Regions from separate parts of the Homo sapiens genome. Here region 2 is linked to region 1. A link is a contact called in ENCODE Hi-C or POLR2A ChIA-PET data. All regions are on one chromosome and are shown on one strand. Each heading gives the region's core, a stretch centred on a gene start or an enhancer-like site at or near the end of the contact. The rest is flanking DNA. Distances are from core to core; before and after follow the strand shown. Region 1 holds the start of ZNF181 (zinc finger protein 181). Region 2 holds the start of FXYD1 (FXYD domain containing ion transport regulator 1).

What was found. A loop is a pair of places that touch in the nucleus more often than their neighbours do. ChIA-PET counts read pairs that join two places held with the same protein, here RNA polymerase II (POLR2A). Pooled maps may share reads with other maps.
Region 2: a pooled map shows a loop between it and region 1 (8-fold over the local background). The contact joins the promoter of FXYD1 here to the promoter of ZNF181 in region 1. A Hi-C loop is called at or near these places in 13 of 50 pooled maps. POLR2A ChIA-PET finds 5 or more read pairs at or near these places in 2 of 52 experiments (activated CD4-positive, alpha-beta T cell and endothelial cell of umbilical vein).

The regions. Positions count from the first base shown.
Region 1 is chr19:34,731,204-34,737,886 of GRCh38, forward strand. ZNF181 (zinc finger protein 181) reads left to right here and starts at 3,040. Exons shown (of 4, transcript NM_001029997.4): 1 at 3,040-3,843. The coding sequence starts at 3,835. RefSeq lists silencers at 157-367, 3,073-3,122, 3,223-3,282 and enhancers at 1,888-1,947, 2,165-2,682, 2,403-2,792.
Region 2 is chr19:35,135,773-35,142,455 of GRCh38, forward strand. FXYD1 (FXYD domain containing ion transport regulator 1) reads left to right here and starts at 3,052. Exons shown (of 8, transcript NM_021902.4): 1 at 3,052-3,122; 2 at 4,304-4,368; 3 at 4,825-4,857; 4 at 5,360-5,434; 5 at 5,764-5,800. The coding sequence starts at 4,308. RefSeq lists silencers at 5,364-5,493, 5,604-5,823 and an enhancer at 5,458-6,020.

The DNA.
Region 1 (6,683 bases), core at 1,790-4,289:
GTGCAGGCTTTGGGGACAGGCCATTCTCCAGGTGTCAGCCTGGCCGCAGGGCCAATGGTGCCTGGCAGAGAACCACAGGGCTCAGTAAGCAGAGGCCACGCAAGCCCTAAGGTCAGATTTGAGTAGGAGCCAGTGTGGCCAGGTGGGCAGGGGCCCTGGTTGAGGTGACCAGAAATCCCATCAGCACCACTGGGTCTCTTAGAAGATACTCAAGTTCCCAAAACAACTGGGGGTTAGAGGCAGGGGATTAGTCAGACCTCACCTTGGACAGCAGCCCCAGCCCTGTCTCAGCCCCAGGGACACCAGGGCATGGGGCTGTCACAAGGAAGCTGGCTGAAGGCCAGGTGCCTGTGCCTTGACTGAGGGACACGGCTCAGGTCAGTTTGCTCCATGACTCCTGGGACCCTACAGACCCCACTCCGTGTTCTCCTGCAGCCCAGTGCACAGCACGCTGCTCTGCTGTGCCAGGTTGTGTTGTGTTGAGTTGTGCTGTGTCATGTGCTGTGTCACTGTTCCTGCAGACTCCCTGTCCGGGAGCTCTAGGGCCCTGACCTCTAAGAAGCCCCAGCCCCGAGCCAGCCTCAGGCAAGGTCTGCATCCCTGCTGCCTCCGCTTCCCTGGCTCAGCCTTGAAGCTCCCGCTGACCCCTCTGCCACTCACCAACCACCCATCACCCCCTACTTAGAGGCCAGGAAGCAGCAGGGGTCGTTTCCCCCTTCTCTTCACCCTTTCTCTCTTCCCTCCATTCTCCAGGACATACAACTCCAACAGAAACCAGAAATCCTGCAAATGCCCTGACCCACCCACCAACCCCAGGGCACCTCCTGCCCAGGTATTTGGCACAGGGGATGCCCTCACACCGACCCCATCATGTGCCCTCGTGGCCCCGAGGCTGTAGCATGGGATGCCTGTCTGGCCCTGGACCTGCCCTGGGCCCTGCCCTCTGCCACCGCTCACAGGACAAACCCAAACAATTGCTGTCCTCCCTCTGAAATGGTGGTCATGGGGGTGCAGGGAAGGCCTCACGTCCCTCCTGTGCCCAGGCCCCTCACCCCAACACTCTGGCTGGCTGCATCTGCTGCCCAGAGCCCTTGGTCACCAGGCGTGCAGCCTGGACCACGCTGATGGCAAGGGAGGCCCTTCCTAAGCCTAGAGGTGGTCTAAACCTTCATGGAACTGCTGGTCACAGTGCCAGCCAGAGTCCCAGGTGACGCTGAGATAGCTCAAAGTGGTGCATGGGAGATGTCTGATATCAACCCTCTCCTGGAGGTAGATGATGTCTCCAGCCTGGTGACTTCCCTGGCCTCCAGCCACCACCACCCCCAGTGTCCCCAAGGCTGAAGGTGCAAGCTTGCCCTGGCCCTGGTCCTGGCATAGAAAGTGCACGATCTGGTCATGTCATGCAGGTGAGGATACTTGTGTGCCAGGTAACCTCAGGCAGGCATGGTGGCGCTTGTGGGGCAATCCTGTAACCTGCAGTGTGGTGGGTGGGATGGGTGTGTGTGACACAGGCAGGAACTACTCCTGATGGCAGCTGACGACCCACATGTGTACTGGGTGGGTGCCAATGGGAGTAGCAGGTGAGTGGCTGAGCACAGGCAGGTGAATGAGTGACAGCTACACAAACCCCACCACTGAGCACGTCCCTCCCAGGGCAAAGCAGATCAGATCACAGGCCCAGCCCTGGGAGGCCCAGAGGAGCCTCAGGTCCTCAGGAAGGCTCCTGGCCCTCTTCGCCCTAGGAGGACCCCCCCCCCGCCCCAAGCCGGCTCCACCTGTAGCTGTGGGCGTGGGAGGGAGACAGAGCGCTCTGGCGGCCAGAGAAGGAAGGAAGATGGAGGGAGGGCGGACTTCTGCTCCCTGACGCTGCTGCTAGGCCCCCTGCGGCCCTCCTGGAGCCCACACCTTTCAGCTGCAGTCTCCCAGCCTTCGTCCCCAGGACGAAGCCCACTAAGCCAGTGCTTTTCCACTGCAGCTGGCTGTTCCGCTTGGGGAGGGTTCCCAGATTGTGCAAAGTGAGGAAGGGTCCCCTGTCCCTGCCCCGCAGGGCCCCCACTCCAGGCCTCCCCCATCTCTCCCTGTCTCTCTCAGAGGTAGAGGCAGCATTAAATTAAAATTTAATTAAAATATTAAAAATAAAGTAAAAAATTCAAATATACAACAGTAGACTGTCTGGCTTGCATACAAAGAAGGCCATTGCCCCTTTGGGTGAGCCGGGCAAGGTCAGGGTCTAAGAAGCGCCTCTGGTGAGAAGCGGTTGTCAGGCTCTGATGGCTGCGGGAGGAGTGACTCCTCCCAGGATGAGGGTCTGTGTCCTCTCAGTGCTCACTCAAGTTCCGTATTTCCAAGTCCTTCCAGGGGGCGTAACGCACGTGAGAACTGCCATTTCTGTCACAGATACGTGGCCGCATGCATTTCCAGGAAATGTCCTTGGTTCGCGAACTACAGCTGGCACAATCCAGCCCAGGGCGTTCTGTGAGCTGTAGTCTCCAGCAAGTGAATTCCAAAAAAACCTCAAAGACCTCAAAGACCATACAGGGTGGACAGCGTAGTAGCAGGGTTTGGGAAGAGAGGAGCTCTTTTGCTAGCAAAGGCGAGAGCTCGCCTGGTACAAGGTCTGCCCACGTCCCGGGAGATAAACATTAGTGTGAGCGCACGCTAGACCCAGAAGAGTTTGCCACGGCCGCACGGTTTTCTGGGAAGTGTAGTTTCTTGGTCCCGGCGCCATTGTCCTTAAAAGTAGAGGGTGGCCCTTGGTTCCGAGGTGTATCTTTCACCTCATCAGTATGACTATATGCCCCAGGACACTTCCCGCATGGTCCTAACTGCCGGGCTCTGGGACGACAGCCCCAGGCGGTTTAGTTTTTTAGGAAACCGAGATCTGTTTGCCCGCGGCGCCCCAGGTCCGCGCGGCCGCAGAGACTCCTGGGAAGTGTGGTCTTCCGGTACCTGCGGTTCGTTGCGCCTGGAATTTTGTCCCCTGCGCGGATGATTCTGGGAAATGTCGATCGGCTGTGGGCGGCGCACTGGGTCCGCCCCGCTGTAGCCTCAGGCCTGACGGCGACTCCCAGGCTCCGGGACGATTCTGGGCAGTGTCGTCCCCAGAGGTCGGCGGCCGTTGCCCGCTCACCAGCGACGCGGGGCGCCTGCGGGGACGGTGAGGCCCTGCTGAGGACTCCGGCCAGTATGAGTCCCGGGGGCGGCGGCGGGGCTCAGGCCCTGGGTCTGCCCCGCGGTGTGACCCCGGCCGGTGCCTTGGTTTTCCTGGCCTTCATGTCCTCCTATGTAAACGCGGGGTGATGACGGCGCCGACCTCTTGGCGCTGTTGTGAGAGTGAAGTGGGCGCGTGGTTAGACGCCAGCCACAGTTGTCTTTGGGTTATGTCGTCATGAAGCCGGCGCTCTACAGTTGTGTAACCTTGAACAAATGGGTTCAGTATCTTGGAATTTCAGTTTTGTCATCGTTTAAAAAATAGATCTGGAAAAATGTGAACGCACACCGTGCATAGTGGTGAAGACTGAACGAGCTGATAAAGTTTTTACCATTGTTTTATGAGGATTTTATTTACAGAGTAATTGATTTTCCTCGCAGGTGGCACCTGGTAAATGGTTAGCCCTTGCGGAGAAACACCCTGTTAGTTCCCAGGGAGAGATTGGCGCCCTGGAGAGTGATTACCAGTGTGCCTTTCCATTATGGTGTGTCACAGGTGCCGCAAGATAAGCCTGATTTTTCATGACTGCTTTTTCCTGCCCTTCTGTGCCCTCAGGACACTGCCCATCTCTAAGATAAGAGCCTGGAAAGAGGACTCTGTTGGCTGTTGGAAATTGCAGAGTAATGCCTCAGGTAGGTCGGTGTGTCCGCAAATCTTCCTGAAACACTTTATCAGGACTGTGTGTTTGCTTTGCTTCTCCTGCCTGTTCCCACCTAACCAAGTCCATTTAAGGGACTGGATCCATGGTTCCTTTCAGTATAGGAAGGACGGAGCCCACAGGAGAGCTCCAAGGTATTATCCTCCTCACCCAGTGTTCCTCTTTTCTACAGTTTTCTGCTAGAAGACTTTCTAGTCTTGCCAACATTTTAAAACTGTAATTCACAATGCAACTTTGGAATGTAAGGTTATTCGGTTTATGGTTGTCAAAACTGTACCATGTGGTCTCAAGTGAAGAGATGCTTGCAGTCATCCTTGATTCTTCCCTTTGACTTATACCTATATTCAGATCCTCTAGTTGGAGCTAAGCTATACACTGTATACAGAATCTGACCATTAGTTACCCCAGCACTACCACCACCACTACCACCCCGGTAGTGATAGCAATAAAGCCACCTGGATTATTGCGGTAGCCTCCTAGCTGGATTCCCTGCATCTGCCCTTAACCCTCATCAGTCTGTTCTCAGTACAGCTGTGACCGTGGTCCTATTGTTACATAAATTCCTGTCATTCCTCAACCTATAATTTTTCAGTGGCTCTAACTGAGTCACTTCTGCAATGACCTATTTGTACAATTAGGCCATTACCTTTCTGATCCCACCTTCCTTCTCTGCCTCCTCATTCCTGTGAGCTCTAGCCACTGTCACTAGTTGCTGTGCCATCGACGTGGAATATTCTTCCCCCACATACGCACAAACTTGCATCCTTATCTTCTTCGTGTGTTTGTTCCGTGGTTACTTTCTCAGAAAAGCTTCCCTGAATGGCTATTTGCAATCGCAGTCACCTTCCCTCGCCTAGCACTTCCACTCCTCCATCACTGCTTTGTTGTTTTCCACAGTGTGTGTCACTCACTAGCTGATGTACTGTATGTTCAGTATATGCACATGCTCATTGTCTGTTCCTGGTGGGAGGAATCTTTTTTCTTTTTTGTTGTCTGTTATAGCTTCAGTACCCAGAGGGTTACCTGGCACCAAATAGATGCTTAGTAAGTAATTGTGGAGTGAATAAGATGAGTAATGACGAACTGGTGGGGCAGAATCATGGCATGGAAGGTGAAGCTTGCATAGGAGGGGATGTGAGTAGCAGATGTACATGTTGGGTGAAGTCTGTTTTCTTGGAGAAGTTAGATAATTAGAATTGAAAAACTGGTGTGGTGGTACATGCCTGTTTTTCCAGCTATTCGGGAGGGTGATGAGTTGAGAAAATTTCTTGAACCCTGTGGTGTGCGGCTGCAGTGAGCTATGATTATGTCACTGCACTCCAGCCTGGCGGCAGAGCAAGAAAAAAGTAACAGCTAAAGTGAACTAATGCCAAAATCATTCATTGGTTCATCTTCTAAACACTTAGGAAGTATCTGTTAGGAAAAGTTGTACATGGATTTTGGTGTACACTGACACACAGGACTTCATGATCTAGTGCAGTATTGTCTAAGAGAACTTTCTGCAGTGGTGGAAGTGCTCTGCATGTGTACTGGTCAGTACAGTAGCCACCAGCCCTGTATGACTATTGAGTACTTGAACTGTGGCTTAAGCAACTGAGAAACTGAATTTTAAACTTTACTTATTTTATTTTTACATTTTAATTAATTTAAATGTATGTAGCCAAATTGCCTAGTGGCTACTGTATTGAGGATTGCAGCACTGGTAGAAAAGTAAGAAAGCATAAGAAATTAAAATAAATGCCAGGACAGATAGGCTATGTTCTTTTGGGGACAGAGATGAGTGAACACCCCAGGCTGCCCAGACAACTGAAGGGGAAGAAGGAAGCATCCCTGGCTCTAACTTGTAATAACCTGTTCATCATAAAGCTATGAGAAATGTTTTTTTGATTTGGGATAAAGGGAATTAACTAACACAGTGGCAACTCCAATTAACAGGTGAATTTAGGATAAATTATGTGTAGCAAATTGAACTGTAAGGTCTTACTTGATTATTTGGAAAATGTATGTATTGGATTGTATCTGCTTGGCTATAAAAAAGAGATTTCTTCCTGTCCTTTTAATCTCATTAGTGGATTGCCTGTGAAGTGCATCACAGTTGATTTAGTGATTATTAAGTAATAAAACTGTGTTCTTTTTTTCTACATTTGTGGAGAGGATTTTCTGCCATTGGCAGGAGATTTGAATTTTAATTATTTTCCCAACACCTGGCAAAAATAAATTCTGCCTTTAAAACCAAAGACGAGTATCACTGGTGAACATGCATGCAAAATATCCAAATAATGTAATACAATGCTGAATTAACTCTCAGAGCTAAAAAATTACCACAGGCAAGCAGTCTGTTTCACAAATCAAAGACAGTAATAATGCTGTATTAAATAGATGTATTTTTTGTACATATTATAATTTGACTAGCCAATAAACTATTATTGAATATTTAAGCTTCCAAAGTTTTACTAAAAAGTAATATTGTGAAATGAGTACTATTGAAAGGAATTTCTAAGCCACATCTGTGAACATTTCCTTATTTTCTTTGAAACGTACCCCTTTATTTTTTTCCCTTTACTTTCAGGTCTTATTTAAGGACTATCTAAGGCAGTGGTGCCCAACCTTTTTGGCACCAGGGATCGGTTTTGTGGAAGACAGTTTTTCCACAGAAGCAGGAGGTGGTGGTTTGGGGGTGAAACTGTTTCACCTCAGATCATCAGGCATTAGTTCAATTCACATAAGGGGCGTGCAACCTTAATCCCTTGCATGCGCACTTCACAGTAGGGATTGCGCTCCTATGAGAGTCTAATGCCATAGCTGATCTGACAG
Region 2 (6,683 bases), core at 1,802-4,301, 400 kb after region 1:
AGCTCATCTATTAACTCATTCTGATCTTGCCAAAGCCCTCTGAAGTTAGTGCTGTCATCATCACCACTTTACAGCTGGAGGAAGTGGAGACAGAGGTCAGGGAACCTGAACTCTAGGTTACCCAGCTGAGGGCACAGCCGGGATTCAAACCCAGGCATCCGGCTCCAGGTTATTTTGCATTCTTTCTTTGGAGATCAGAGTTCATGGATAGATGGATAATTGGTTGTTTTAATCTGGACTAAATTTTAGTCATTTGGATAGATTCTGTCCACTAAATAAGAAACATAAGTAAATGACACTTGTTAGCTAAGATGAAATAGTAGTAATGTTTATACTCACTCAGCCTTCACAGCCACCCTGTGAGATGGGCAGTACTGCTATCCCTGCTTTACAGATGGGGAAACTGAGGCACAGGGAAGTTATGTGATTAGTTTCCTGGCTCTAGTCAGCTCTAAACCTAACCCCTAGGCTGTACCACCTCATCGCCTGGGGACGAGACTCATCCTGTGATTGAGGAATGCATGCAGCCTCTCTTGACACTGACGCCCACGCCCAGAAGCCTCGTTGGAGGATAAGGGGGCTTAACAGCTTGGAGGTCATGCAGATCTGGGTTCCAGGCCCAGTCCTGTGTGGCCTCAGTTTTCCCATCTGTCAAACGGGGACAATCGTGGCACCCGCTTCCCAGTTGTGGAGAGGACTCAGGTGATGGAGGCAACTCATCCTTTTGGGGTTCAGCACAAGGTGGGCATCCCACAGTGGTCGGCAAGCTTGGGGGTGGGCTCCGGATCCAGCTCCTAGAGGAGCAGACCCCAGCAGCTTGTGGTTTGAGCCATGCCCGTCAGCTCTCAGTTTCCTTCACTGACTATTGGGTATGATAAACAGGGTCCCTGAAAGTGAAGTTGGAGAGCTGAGTGCCAGGGGCACAGAGGGATCTGAACCCACTCTCATAGGGTGCCCAGCCCAGCAGTCCAGTTCACAAGGAGGAGGATGACAAGGACAATAATAATAGGCCAGGCACGGTGGCTCATTTCTGTAATCCCACATTTTGGCAGGCTGAAGTGGGAGGATCGCTTGGGGCCAGGAGTTCAAGACAAGCCTGGGCAACATAGAGAAACCCCGACTGTACAAAAAATTAAAAAATTAGCCAGGCATGGTGTCGCACGCCCATAGTCCCAGCTACTCAGGAAGCTGAGGTGGGAGAATCACTTGAGCCCATGAGGTTGAGGCTACAGTGAGCTATGATTGTGCCATTGCACTTCAGCCTGGGTGACAGAGCAAGACCCGGTCTCAAACAAACAAACAAAAAATGAAGTTAATCATAAGACAATGTCAAGTTCAGAGACCTCTGAGCCCTGTCCAGGATTATACACGTGATCTTAGTGATTTTTCCATTTTGGAGCATGTGAAAATGAGGCACAGAGCTGCTCAAGTTCACACAACCAGGAGTGCAGTGCCTGGGCCATTCCAGGTTTCCCTGTCACCAGGACCTGTAAACCTGGCCTGCCCATGGGGACGCCAGGTGTGTTGTCCCCGACAAGAGCTCAGGGGAAGGAAAGTGTGGGGTTAAATACATATCTGTGGTTTTGGAATGTGTGAACATGCAAGTGTGTCAGCCTGCGCATCTGTCACCGTGGCCAACCATGTGCCTGTTTGCTCAAGCATAGGGTGTGAACCAGTGTGTGTGTTTCTGCTTTTGTGGGTATGTGTGAGAGCGGCGGGTTGTCCTTGATGGTGTTTCTGCTTGTGTATCTGTGCCCATGGAAATCTGTCTGTGTGTACACAAGCTTGTTGGCCTTCCTATCTTTGGGACCATGTAGGAGTGCTGGCTGCATGTCTGTACCTTTGGGGTTTTTTTGTTTTGTTTTTGTTTTTGAGACAGAGTCTCGCTCTGTTGCCCAGGCTAGAGTGCAGTGGCATGATCTCAGCTCACTGCAAGCTCTGCCTCCCGGGCTCAAGTGACTCTCCTGCCTCAGCCTCCGGAGTAGCCGTGATTACAGGCGCACGCCACCACACCCAGCTAATTTTTGTATATTTTTTTAGTAGAGACGAGCTCTCGTCGGGTTGGCCAGGCTGGTGTTGAACTCCTGGCCTCAAGTGATCCTCCCGCCTTGGCCTCCCAAAGTGCTGGGAGTACAGGTGTGAGCCACCGTACCTGGCCATGTTTGGCCATGCATCTTAGAATGCATTTATGTGCGGTGTGCACATACTTGTGTGTTTCTGTATGGCCATTTGTGGGTGGGTCTTCACATAAACATGCATTTTTGTGGCCAGTTTGTGAGTGTAGATGGTGATGTGGCTATGTCTTTGACTGTATCTCTGTGTGGCCATCCATCTACATGAGCGTGCGTGGGTCTGTGTAGACATAAATGTGCTTGTTCTGGTATTTTGTGACTGGCATAAAAGGTGTTGGCTGTGTGTCCGGGTCTTTGGGTTTCTCTATCAGTGTGTCATTCTGTGTGTGTCTGCTTCTATGGATGTACATACATACATGGTTTTGTCTGGTTTTGTACCTGTATATCTGGGTCTTTGGGATTGTGTGTGGGTGTGTGTGTGTGGTGCATTTCTGGGGATCTCACCACAGCAGATAGCGCACATGCGCGCGCACACACACACACACACACACACCTCCCTCCCGTCCTCTAAAACAGCCCTGTTAAGGACCTCACGGAGCACTGGGATCGGGGGTCAGTGGGCTCCTGGGCAGTCAGGCTGGGTGACCTTCGGCCCTGGCTGGACCCAGTTCCCAGGGGGCAGCCGCCTCAGCCCAAAAGCTCTTGGAGGCGTGTGTGTTTGTGTGTGTGTGTGTTCACAACCCTGTCCTCCACAATCCTCCTAGCCTCTCCAGCCTGCCTGCTGGCTGCCTGCTGCTGCTCTCTCTGAACTGAGAGAGTTAACCAAGCGGGCCAGGGCAGTCTGGGCTGGGGGCCGCCCCCTGGCCCCCCTCCAGCCCCAGCTCCAGTTTCAGCTGCTGGTTGGGGAGGGCATGGGTGGGGTGGGGCTGGGAGGGGAGGCTGCTGGGGGCGGCGCGTCCAGCTCTGGGCCAGGGGGTCCAAAGTGCTCAGCCCCCGGGGCACAGCAGGACGTTTGGGGGCCTTCTTTCAGCAGGGGACAGCCCGATTGGGGTGAGCGTCCCCCACTCCTTCCCTCCAGGCCTCACCCCTGGTCTGGCTGGGCCGCCTATTTTGGGAGCAGGAGTGGCCAGCCCGAGGCTTCCCAGGCAGGCCAACCCAAGAGGGAGGGAGTGTGGTTGAGGCAGTGGGTTCTGCAGGGTGGGATGTGGGTGACTCCTCCCTGCCCTGCTGGTGCGTGTGCACCCTGGCAGGGTGTGGAGTTGGGACACACACGTGTGTAGGGCTGGTTGCGTCACTGCGTGGGGGCACCGGAGGCCCAGAGGAGGAGTATTGGATGCCTGACGGTGTTTACACCCCACGTCCTGCTCCAACCAGCAGTTTGGGGAGAGGTTGTTGTTCATGTCCATTCCGGCCCCACTGTGTGTGTGTGTGTGTGTGTGTGTGTGTGTGTGTGTGTGTATCCCTGCCCCAGCATGTGTTTTCTATCTCTAAGGCCCACTGGGCTGGGCCTCATGTCACTTGCCTGACATCCGATTGTGAAAGATGTCACCCAGAGGCGGGCAGAGGGGCTGTCTTTTCCTTTTCTCGTTGCTGCCCAGGGAGGAGACGGGGTGACCTTTCCCACAGGGGCAGCCTGTGGCGATGTGGCAGCTGGGCCTCACCCCGGCAGGGCTGTGCGTGACCCCCTGAGTGGGGGAAGGCAGGCTGTTGCCATGGTGGCCTGAGCGAGCAGAATTCCTCCAGGGTGAAGTGGGAGATATTTATACCCGGGGTCAGGCCGCGAGCGGGCGGGCGGAGAGGGCAGGGAGCTGGGATTTCGCGGGGCACAGTGAGGCCGGGCATGTAGGCAGGTGGGACTTGGGCGTGCCCTGCTGTCTCCTGCTCTGTGTTTGTGTGAGGCAGCGCCTCCTCTGCCCTGCCAGGGTAGGTCTGGGAATCGGGGGCCTGCTGCGGGAGGTGGAGGCCCAAGGGAGGCCCCCCGGGGACTGTGTGTCTCACCCCCGTCCCTGCTACGTTGTGTTGTTGTGTGATCCCATCGTGGAGGTTGTTTTGGTGACACTGTGTCCCCACGAAGCTGGGGATACCCGTTTCTCTAGCTTGGAGCCACCAAGATAGAGGACAAACACTTCTGTGATTCAGTCCCCAGACTGTCTCTGACTTAATCCCTTGGGTTCAAGCCCTATGTGGGAGAGCAAGGGCACACACTGCCTAATCCGTGGTGTCCCCCCCAGGACAATGGCGTCTCTTGGCCACATCTTGGTTTTCTGTGTGGGTCTCCTCACCATGGCCAAGGCAGGTGAGTGCAGGGGAGGCTGCCCGCTACCCACCTCAGCCCCAGGGGTGGCGGTGGGGACCGAAGAACCAAGTTGGAGACCCCAACCTAGACTAAGTCGGCTGGGGTACCAAGAAGTTTGGGGGTCTCCACGTGGGGTCCAGTCACAGGCTGGTATTTGGGGGAGGGGAGAGGAAGCCCCAGATCAGGCAAAGATGGGGTGGGATGGGGCTGAATCCCCGATGGGATAACTGGGTCACAGACAGCCTGCCGTGAGTCAGGGAGCTGGGGCAGTTAGGTGCCACCTGCCCCATCTGGGACAGTGCAGAGGGGGCAGCTGGGACCCAGAGAGTGTGGGCAGCCTGCCCAGACACCCTCAGACTCTAAGCCCAGCAAGGCAGAGCCTCCAGTGGTCTCCTCATGCCCCTCCCTGCCAGGACCCCAGGAAGCATTCAACCCCTGATTTCTCTCTCTTTCCAGAAAGTCCAAAGGAACACGACCCGTTCACTTACGGTGAGCGGGGGGTCTAATTTTGAGTCCTGGGGGAGAGCCTGGCTTTGCTGGTCCTTTGATTCCCCCTCGCCCTCCCCCAGAGTCCCAGTATTGATATCTCTGTCATTCTCCTTCCCTCTATTTTGTCCTTCCTCTCTGATTCCACCTGTCTGCATCTTTTCCTGTCTGTGTCTATCTGTGTCACTGTCTATGTGATACCTCTCTGGTTCTCTTTCTCTTGCCTGCGTCTGTCTCAGCATCTCGTGGCCCATCCTCTGCTTCTTCCCGTCTTCTCTCCCCCCTGTCCTCCTCCTCCCTGTCCCCTCCCTCCCTTTCCTATACACCCCTTTCCTCTCCCTGGTACCCCACTTTCCTCCTCCCATATCTGCTCCCCCTTAATTATCTTACTTCCCCCCTTCTGCCTGCTGGTCCTTTCTCCCTGTTCCCTCCTTCCCAATTTACCCCTCTCCTATTCTCCCTCCTGTCTTCCCTGCCCTCACCTTCCCTGCTCTGCTGCTCACAGACTACCAGTCCCTGCAGATCGGAGGCCTCGTCATCGCCGGGATCCTCTTCATCCTGGGCATCCTCATCGTGCTGAGTGAGTGCCCCTAGCTCCCGCCCTCTACCCCGCCTCTCCCTGGCCCCACCTCTCTCTGGCCCCGCCTCTCCCTGGCCCCGCCTCTCCCTAGCCCCCCTCTCCCTGGCCCCGCTTCTCCCTGGTCCCGCCCCTCCCTGGCCCCGCCCCGCCCCAACCCCTCCCAGGCCTTGCCCCGCCTACCCTGCCTTGGTTCCCCGGCCCCCGGTCTCGCCTCTAGCCCCGCCCCGTCCCCCAAGCCCCGCCCCTCGCGAGGGCGAGCTGGAGCTACAGCGCCGCTTGGCGCCCGCCGGGAGGGAGCCTCAGCTTCTCCTACCTCTCCACGCCCACAGGCAGAAGATGCCGGTGCAAGTTCAACCAGCAGCAGAGGTAAGACGCCCCTCCCCGCCCTCCTTCGCCCGCTCCTGCTCTGGAGGGCGCCGCGGGTGAGGCGGGGAGTACCCCTGACCCGCAGCCCGATCCCCGTCAGCGACTATGTATTAAGCACCTACTATGTGCCATGGCCCAAGCCTGGCCCTGGGACCAAGCGAGGAAAAAACCTCCCGCCCTTCCTGGCCGAGCTCCCAGCCTAGTGGAGGCGGTGGCCGTGGGTTCCAACAGCCCCACAGATAGAAAAATCACAAAGCGTGATAACACAAAGTGCAGGAAAGAAGAAACGGCGGTGAAATGAGATCATCTCACACGCGGCCCAGTTTAGCTTAGAGTCTTGTTCCTAGCTCTTTGATTCCTCTTCGAATAAAATGTTAAAGCATGGACAATGTATGAATATGTTAGAACAATTATAGATATTATCATAAGTAGTAGCTAATATTTACTGGGTGTGTACCACGTGTTAGATACGGTTTCACTTCCTCTGGGAGGGAGGTGCTGTTATTAACCCCATTTGACAGATGAGGAAACTAAGGCACAGGGAGGTAAAGTCACTTTGTTCAAGATCACTCAAGTGGAAGATGGGGGGTTCTGGGTTTCCAACCCAGGCCATCTCATGGCAGTCTGCCAAGTCCCCATGACTATCCCTCCCCCACCAACTTCACATCCCTGCCCCCAAATCCGCGGAGGTACTCACTGTTAACCAGCTTAGAAGCCCCCTGCCAGCACATAAGCTGCTCCTGGGTGCTCCTCATTTCTGGCGGACCCCGAGCCTGCTCTTCGTCCATATCTGGGCCTAGTTACACCAATCTGGGAAAGGAGGCTTGTACTGGGGGGTTCCTAGAAGGGCAGCCTCTCCCCCTTTCCATCCCGAAATCCCTCT